Regions from separate parts of the Homo sapiens genome. Here region 2 is linked to region 1. A link is an interaction called in ENCODE POLR2A ChIA-PET data of the cell type or tissue named here. Cell type or tissue: A673. All regions are shown on one strand.

Region 1 (4,000 bases):
ACTACAGAAGAAAAAAATTAAACAAAATAAAACCAAAAAATATAAAAATTAGCTGGGCACATGCCATTAGTGGCGGCATGTGTCTGTAGTCCCAGCTACTCAAGGGGCCAATGTGGGAAGAGAAATTGAGCCGGGAGGTTGAGGCAGTACTGAGCCGTGACTGCACCACTGCACTCCAGCATGGGTGGCAGAGCAAGACCCTGTCTCAAAAAGAAAAAGAAAAAAAAATAGGTCTTGCTTTTTGTTAAGATACACCTGTGTGTGTATGCATGCATACATATATATATAATACCTACACACACTACACACTACACACATAGAGAGGCAGACACACATTTTTCTGTGTCTGTCTCTCAAGAGATTGGAAGGATATATACTAAAATATCAACCCAGGTGGAATTTATAACTAATTTTTCTTTTAGCTTAATTTTACTTTTAGCTTTATTTTTATTTAAGGAACATGCATTATTTGTGCAATCTTTTTAAGTTAAAATAAAGACTGTACAGCAACTTGGGGAAATGCTTGGGATGAGAATCATAGTATAAAATATCTAAACTATTATTTCAACCAGAGTTAACTCTTGATTAGTCAGAATAAGAAGAGTGATGGTCAGAGGAATACTTAAAATCATGGTCAACGCAAGTAATTCTCACGGTGTTGTCCTGGGCCAGGAGATTCAGCCTCATCTGATAACTGATTGGAAATCTGATTCTCTGTCCTACCCCAGACCTGCTGAATGAGAAACCAGAGATGGGGCCCAGCACATGTCCTAACAAGTCCTCTATGTGATTCTGATGCTCACTAAGGTTTCAGAAACCGTACTTGATTCTTGATTACCTAGGAAAGGTGCAACAAGGACCAGGAACACCTTATTAACTTCATAATTAGGAATTGGCTCATTAGCTCTGATTACTCTCCTTTCCAACTAGAGTGGGAAGGAGCAGCTTGAAGGGGGCAATGTCAAGTGAGTGGACTTGAAGACCCCGACTTACCTGCAACCAGGTTAATTCACCATCTCCTAAAACAACCAGATATTAAAAGTAAAAAAAAAAGAAAAAGAAAAAGAAAAAGTGAAATACACTAAAATGATAATATTGTAGTTACTATGTTAAAGTTTTTCTTTTTTCTCTCACTGAATAATATAGTAATAGCACCTTTTCTTTTTTTTGAGACAGAGTTTTGCTCTTGTCACCCAGGCTGGAGTGCAGTGGCGCGATCTGAGCTCACTGCAACCTCTGCCTCCCGGGTTCAAGAGATTCTCCTGCCTCAGACTCCCAACGTAGCTGGGATTACATGTGCCTGCTGCCATGCCCAGCTAATTTTTTTGTATTTTTAGTTGAGATGGGGTTTCACCATGTTAGCCAGACTGGTCTTGAACTCCTAACCTCAGGTGATCCACCTGCTTCGGCCTCCCAAAGTGCTGGGATTACAGGCGTGAGCCACCCTGCCCGGCCAGTAGTAGCACTTTTAAAATGTTTTAAAAGAGAAAACATTTTAACACCAGACAGAAAACTAATTAGATTTATTTAAACAACCTAGGTGCTTCAGCTAAGCTGTCTAAGATCACCATAGTAGATCTTGGAAGTAGGCCAAATTTCTAAGCAGGCTTTGTAAATTGGGTTCAATACCTCAGTAGTCATCGTAATGAACAACAAAAAAAATGTAGGCCATGTGATTTGTCCACAGCAACCAAAAATCCCAAAACACATCCTACTAGACTCACATGGCCTGATCTTGAAGACAGCTCGTTCCTATCTGCTGAGAGAATCCCCAGCACCAACACCCTCAAACACCTTCCCTACAGTAGCAGTTTCTTAAATACTATTTGCAAACTTGCCCGGTTAATCTTGACCTGTACAAGTAATAAACAAAAACCTAGATTATCAAAAAACTTTTTTAAACTACTTTCAGTAGGGATTTCCTGGGAGGGCTTGATATTTCAAACAAAATGAGGTTCAAGTGATTTACAAGCTTTCCCACTCCTGCCGTGACTCTTCCCCTCATCTACAAAATACACTGAGAATAAATTCACTTTGTGACTCAGACGAAGCAGCCAGTGGTATAAGGGTAGGCAGAGAACAAGGATCAGGAAGGACAGTGTGTGCTGCAACTGGGTACTTGTGGGTAAATCGTCCACACTGTCTGCTTCCAATCTACTTAAGCAAGTGGTTGTAAAAGTCAGATGACTGCATAAAGCACGAGTTCTCTCTAAAAGGAGTAGACTCAGAAGAGAAAGCAGTTGGCCTCCGAGTCCTGCGTGAGGGAGGTAATCATCTCTCAGAAGGCCCTGCATGCAAGCCAGAAAAATCTCTGACTTCAAGGATGAAAAGTAAAATAACACTGAAACTTCTGACTTCGTTTCACTGCAGGCCAGGATGCATGTAAATACACTTTGGAGACTTTAGGATTTTCTATGTGGCCTAGTTTTTTGTTTTGGTTTGAATTTTAAATAAATGTTTTCCAAGACATCTGAAATGGATGGGAATAAACTGATCTGTATGCAATTAACCATTAAATGAAACATACTGAGTAAACTGACTTTGTTTTTTACTTTATTTATTTAGGGACAGAGCCACTGTTGCCCAGGCTGGAGTACAATGGTGCAATCACAGCTTACTACAGCCTCGACCTCCCAGGCTCAATCAATTCTCCCACCTGAGCCTGCCGAGTAAACGGGACTATAGACACATACCACTGTGCCTGGCTAATTTTTGCATTTTTAGGAGAGAAAGAGTTTCGTCATGTTGCCCAGGCTGGCCTTGAACTCTTGGCCTTAAGCAATTCTCCTGCCTTGGCCTCCCAAAGTGCTGGTATTACAGGCATAAACCACAGCACCTGGCTGACTTTGTTTTTTAAATCCTCTATTTTTAATCTGTAAAAAGCTGAGAAAGGTGTCTTGAATCTCCTATTATGACTCTGGTTTAATTAAATTCTCTGAGTTTCCAACTGTTTTTTTCTTTTTATTTGGGTCAGAGTCTCACTCTGTTACCCAGGCTGCAGTGCAGTGGCACATTCTCGGCTCACTGCAACCTCCATCTCCCAATTCAAGCGATTCTCCTGCCTCAGACTCCCAAGTAGCTGAGACTACAGGAGTGCGTCATCACACCCAGCTAATTTTTGTATTTTTGTAGAGATGAGGTTTCGCCATGTTGGTCAGGCTGGTCTGGAACTCCTGACCTCAGGTGATCTGCCCACTGTGGCCTCCCAAAGTGCTGGGATTACAGGTGTGAGCCACCATGCCCAGCCCTATTGTTTTCTCAATCTACTTCACATAAAATTTTTTGCTTCCCCTATTCCGGACGATGCCGCCAAGGAGGTGGCGGCGCGCTCTGGAGGTCTGAAGCCGCTGCTGGCTGCCACAGGCTAGCGGCTTGATGAATTGGGCAGCCGCCCTAGGCTCAGGGCTGTGAGCGGCTGGGGCCAGGGGTAGGCGGCGGTGCGGCGGGCGGCCAGGCGCCGGGAGGCGTGGCTGGGGTGCCCCGCGGCCAGAAGGCCCCGCCGCCGCCGCTGCTGCTACCCCTGCTGCCCGCGCCTGGCGCCGCCGCCCCCGCCGCCCCGCGGACCCCGGAGCTGCAGTCGGCGGCCGCGGGGCCCAGCGTGAGCCTCTACCTGAGTGAGGATGAGGTGCACCGGCTGATCGGTCTTGATGCAGAACTTTATTATGTGACAAATGACCTTATTATTCACTACGCTCTGTCCTTTAATCTGTTAGTACCCAGTGAGACAAATTTCCTGCACTTCACCTGGCATTCGAAGTCCAAGGTTGAATGTAAGCTGGGATTCCAAGCGGACAATGTTTTGGCAATGGACCTGCCCCAGGGCAACATTTCTGTTCAGGGAGAAGTTCTACGCACTTTATCAGTATTTCGGGTAGAGCTTTCCTGTACTGGCAAAGTAGATTCTGAAGTTATGATACTAATGCAGCTCAACTTGACAGTCAATTCTTCAAAGAATTTTACCGTCTTAAATTTTAAACCAAGGAAAATGTGCACCAAAAAT
Region 2 (4,000 bases), 380 kb before region 1:
TGGGAGTTCAAGACCAGCCTGACCAACATGGAGAAACCTCATCTCTACTAAAAATACAAAATTAGCCAGGCGTTGTGGCTCATGCCTGTAATCCCAGTACTTTGGGAAGCTAAGGCGGGAGGATCACTTGAATCCAGAAGTTCAAGACCACCCTGGGCAACACAGTGAGACCCCATCTCTAAAAAATAAATAAATAAATAACCAAATCTTTCCCACAGGAAATGACAACAGTTCCATAAGAAGCAAGCTCCAAGACTGTGGATGAAACAAAAAAAAAAAAGAAGAAAGCCACACTAACCTCATTTCTTTTTTGATAGGATTACCAGATCAAGAAATTCAGAGAATACATAGACGGTGCTCTATTTCAAGTTCATTAAGCCACGTAATCCAGTTCCTCATGACAGTAAAAGGAACTGTGGGCCTTATGGTAATAGAATAAGACTTATGATACTGGAAGACACTGCCCACCCTTCACCAACCACTGGATGAAGAAACAGAAGCCACGTGTACACAATGGAGAGCAAGAAGCTGAGGAGTAGAGCTAGGAGCTGAAAGGTAGAGTTACGATGAAAATGCACTCAGCAGACTGAAAGCAGAGGTTTGAAATCAACAAGATGTAATTTAATAGGACTACATTTAAAAGTAATTTTTTTAAAAAAGTGCCTCAAGTACATGATGAGAAAGACTGTTCTGATGGGCACAATTCCTGGGGAAAAGACCTAAGTGCTTTGGCTGCATATAGGATGAGTGCAACACTGAAATGGCTGAGACAGAGACAACGGTGAGGAACAGTCCTGCCGTTCTCTCTGTGAATCCAACCATAACTGGAACCCATATCTCACCTCAGAAAGAACATTCAGAAACGGCAAAGCGTTTAGAGAAGGGAGACCAGAAAGTTGCGACACATGAAGCAAAGTTGAGCGAATGGGCAGCAAGCCTGTGCTTCCAGCACCCGAAGGGCTACTGTATGAAAGGACTTCACAGTCACACAGTAACTGACGGACAGAAATTACTAGAAGGCAATGCTCAACACAAGTAAGTACCCAAAAATAAAGTTGCCTGTCTCATAAATAGTTCTCACACTGTCACTTAAGAAACATTCAGGCAGCCGCCAAAAGACCAGTAGGAAGTTTGCCAAAAGGCCTGCAGGGTTGGGCACAAGGTTAACCTAGATGACCTCTGAGGTCTCTTCCAACCATGAGAGTTTGAATCTTGGGCATAAAGAGACTGAACCTTTTTGACACTGAATCGTTCAAATGTAGCGAGTCACTCTTGATGCAGGACAGTCCAGTGTGCCACAGCCCAAACTGTCTGAATGCTGGCAGAGCAGTTAGGAACACACGTTTCAGTCAGATCAGTCTTTGAACCTCAGCCTTGCTACTTACATAGCTGTGGGACTATGAGCAAGTTTCCCAACCCCTCAGCACCTTCATTTTCTCCCCAGTGAAACGGAAATAATCAACACCTTCTCCTCACAGGGCTGTTGAAAGGATCAGTTAATGACACAGCAGAGCGACTGGCACATAGTAAGCACTTAACACACGTTATCTTTTATTATTGTTGTTGGTATTAATAACAAATAACTTGAACTTGACGCCTAGTGTGGATGCAGGAGTCAACATGGTTATTCCAATTTCCTCACTTGCCCAAGAAGCTAGGTCACTTAAATGACGGCTGGGAAGATGGAGAATACCAGATGATGATAATAAGCCACATTAACTGGGCACCTGCCATGTGCCAAGCGCCACTCTATGGACTGTAACATTTTGTTAGAGTCTCCCAGCAGCCCTATAAGAATTCCTGTCATTGGCCGGGCGCAGTGGCTCACGCCTGTAATCCCAGCACTTTGGGAGGCTGAGGCGGGTGGATCACAAGGTCAGGAGTTCAAGACCAGCCTGGCTAACATGGTGAAACCCCGTCTCTACTAAAAATATAAAAATTGGCTGGCCGTGGTGGCAGGTGCCTGTAATCCCAGCTACTCAGGAAGCTGAGGCAGGAGAATCATTTGAACCCAGGAGGCGGAGGTTATAGTGAGCCAAGATTGCGCCACTGCACTCCAGCCTAGGCAACAGAGTGAGACTCCGTCTCTCAAAAAAAAAAAAAAAAAAAAGAATTCCTGTCATCTGCCTTTCCAGATAAGGAAACTGAGATTTTTAGAGGCTAAATAACTTGCCCGAGGCCATAGAGCTAGAAAGTAACAGATTAAGATTTGAATCCAGGTAACTAGGCTTCAGAGCTCATGCTCATAACCATGAAACCAATGGTCCTCAATCCTGTCTGCACATTAAAAGTACCTGAAAAGATGGCCTGGCGCAATGGCTCACACCTACAACGCCAGCGCTTTGGGAGGCCGAGGCGGGTGGATCACAAGGTCAGGAGATCGAGACCACCCTGGTCAACATGGTGAAAACTCGTCTCTATTAAATACAAAAAATTAGTTGGGCATGGTGGTGTGCGTCTGTAGTCCCAGCTACTCGGGAGGCTGAGGCAGGGGAATCACTTGAATCTGGGAGGCAGAGGTTGCAGTCAGCTGAGATCGTGCCACTGCACTCCAGCCTGGGTGACAGAGCAAGACTCCTTCTCAAAAAAAAAATAAAAAATAAAAATAAATAAATAAAAATTACCTGAGAAGATATAAAAAGAATAACTATCAGCCGGGCGCAGTGGCTCACACCTGTAATCCCAGCACTTTGGGAGGCCGAGGCGGGTGGATCACAAGGTCAGGAGTTCAAGACCAGCCTGGCCAAGATGGTGAAACCCCATCTCTACTAAAACTACAAAAATTAGCTGGGCACGGTGGCAGGTGCCTGTAATCCTAGCTACTCAGGAGGCTGAAGCAGGAGAATCGCTTGAACCCGGGCGGCAGAGGTTGCAGTGAGCCGAGATCGCGCCACTGCACTCCAGCCTGGGCTACAGAAAGAGAGGAAAAAAAAAATGCTGGGCAGTGGCCAAGGTGGGTGGATCACGAGGTCAGGAGGTCAGGAGCTTGAAACCCTGTCTCTACTAAAAAATACAAAAAATTAGCTGGGTGTGGTGGCATGCACCTGTAGTCCCAGCTACTCGGGAGGCTGGGGCAGGAGAATCGCTTGAACCCAGGAAGTGGAGGTTGCAGTGAGCCGAGATTGCGCCACTGCACTCCAGCCTGGGTGACAGAGCAAGCCTCTGTCTCAAAAAAAAAAAAAAAAAGAAAAGAAAACCAGTAACTATCCCTGGGACCTATCCAACTCCAACTAATATAAAGTGGTCTGAGATGGGCAGCAGGGTTCCCCAGGGCTCAGGAACACTATCCTAGGCCATGCTGCCTCCTGGACAAAGAATCGACTGAAATAAGCAAGCTTCCCCAGCTGACATCCCACGGCCGACCTTACTGCCTTTTTTAGGAATATCTTTAGAACCGTGAGACTGGAGTTGTACGTTAAAAAAAAAAATTTTTTTAAATTAAAAGTTAACCCCAAAAGTGATCCTATTAAGGTAAGTATCATATTTCCATTTTACAGACAAGGAGACTGAAACTAACAAGGCTCAAGAACTTGTCCTCAGTCACAAAGGAACTGAGACTAGATTCTACGAGGCTTTTGCGCCCTAAAGAGCTCCAACAGATGTGAGAAAACACTTCAAGTGGGTGAGCAGAGATGCTCCACGGGGGAAGTGACACCTGACCAGAGATAAAGCATGGGACAAGGAAGGGCAAATGCACAGAATGAAAGGCATGAGCCGTATCAGAGGCAAGCCGCCTCAAGGAATGCTCTCGGGACCAGAGGTCGACAGGTGTGATAAAGCTATGACGCCCTCGCGGTAGAGTTGTGAGAGAGACTCACAGGTATGCTTGCGCCCGGCTGTGCAGGCACATGAAGGTCAAGCCACACCTGGCCTTCACAGGACTTCTCCTCAAACAGAAACCCCGCCCATGAGGGAAGCAAGGGCGTGTTTCTGACTTGAACTGGTCATGCAGGATAAAGAGTGAAGCAGCTTCCAGAGTTCAGCTCTGCATCCACACTGC

Evidence for each region. Peaks named below come from ENCODE experiments on the same cell type or tissue, not always from the same donor. Only the 100,000 strongest peaks of a DNase experiment are listed, where the experiment ranks them.
Region 2: POLR2A ChIA-PET joins it to region 1 with 7 read pairs; 2 of 35 experiments call an interaction of 5 or more read pairs at or near these places.

What each region holds. Positions count from the first base shown.
Region 1 is chr17:4,218,670-4,222,669 of GRCh38, forward strand. The region is part of intron 3 of ANKFY1 (ankyrin repeat and FYVE domain containing 1); the gene reads right to left. It also overlaps the pseudogene RYKP1. Among named protein-coding and RNA genes, the nearest start is that of ANKFY1, 43 kb to the right of the region's middle. In A673, no CTCF peak of the experiment used is centred here; no DNase peak of the experiment used is centred here; H3K27ac peaks cover 717 bases.
Region 2 is chr17:3,834,565-3,838,564 of GRCh38, forward strand. The region is part of intron 3 of NCBP3 (nuclear cap binding subunit 3); the gene reads right to left. Among named protein-coding and RNA genes, the nearest start is that of NCBP3, 9.7 kb to the right of the region's middle. In A673, no CTCF peak of the experiment used is centred here; no DNase peak of the experiment used is centred here.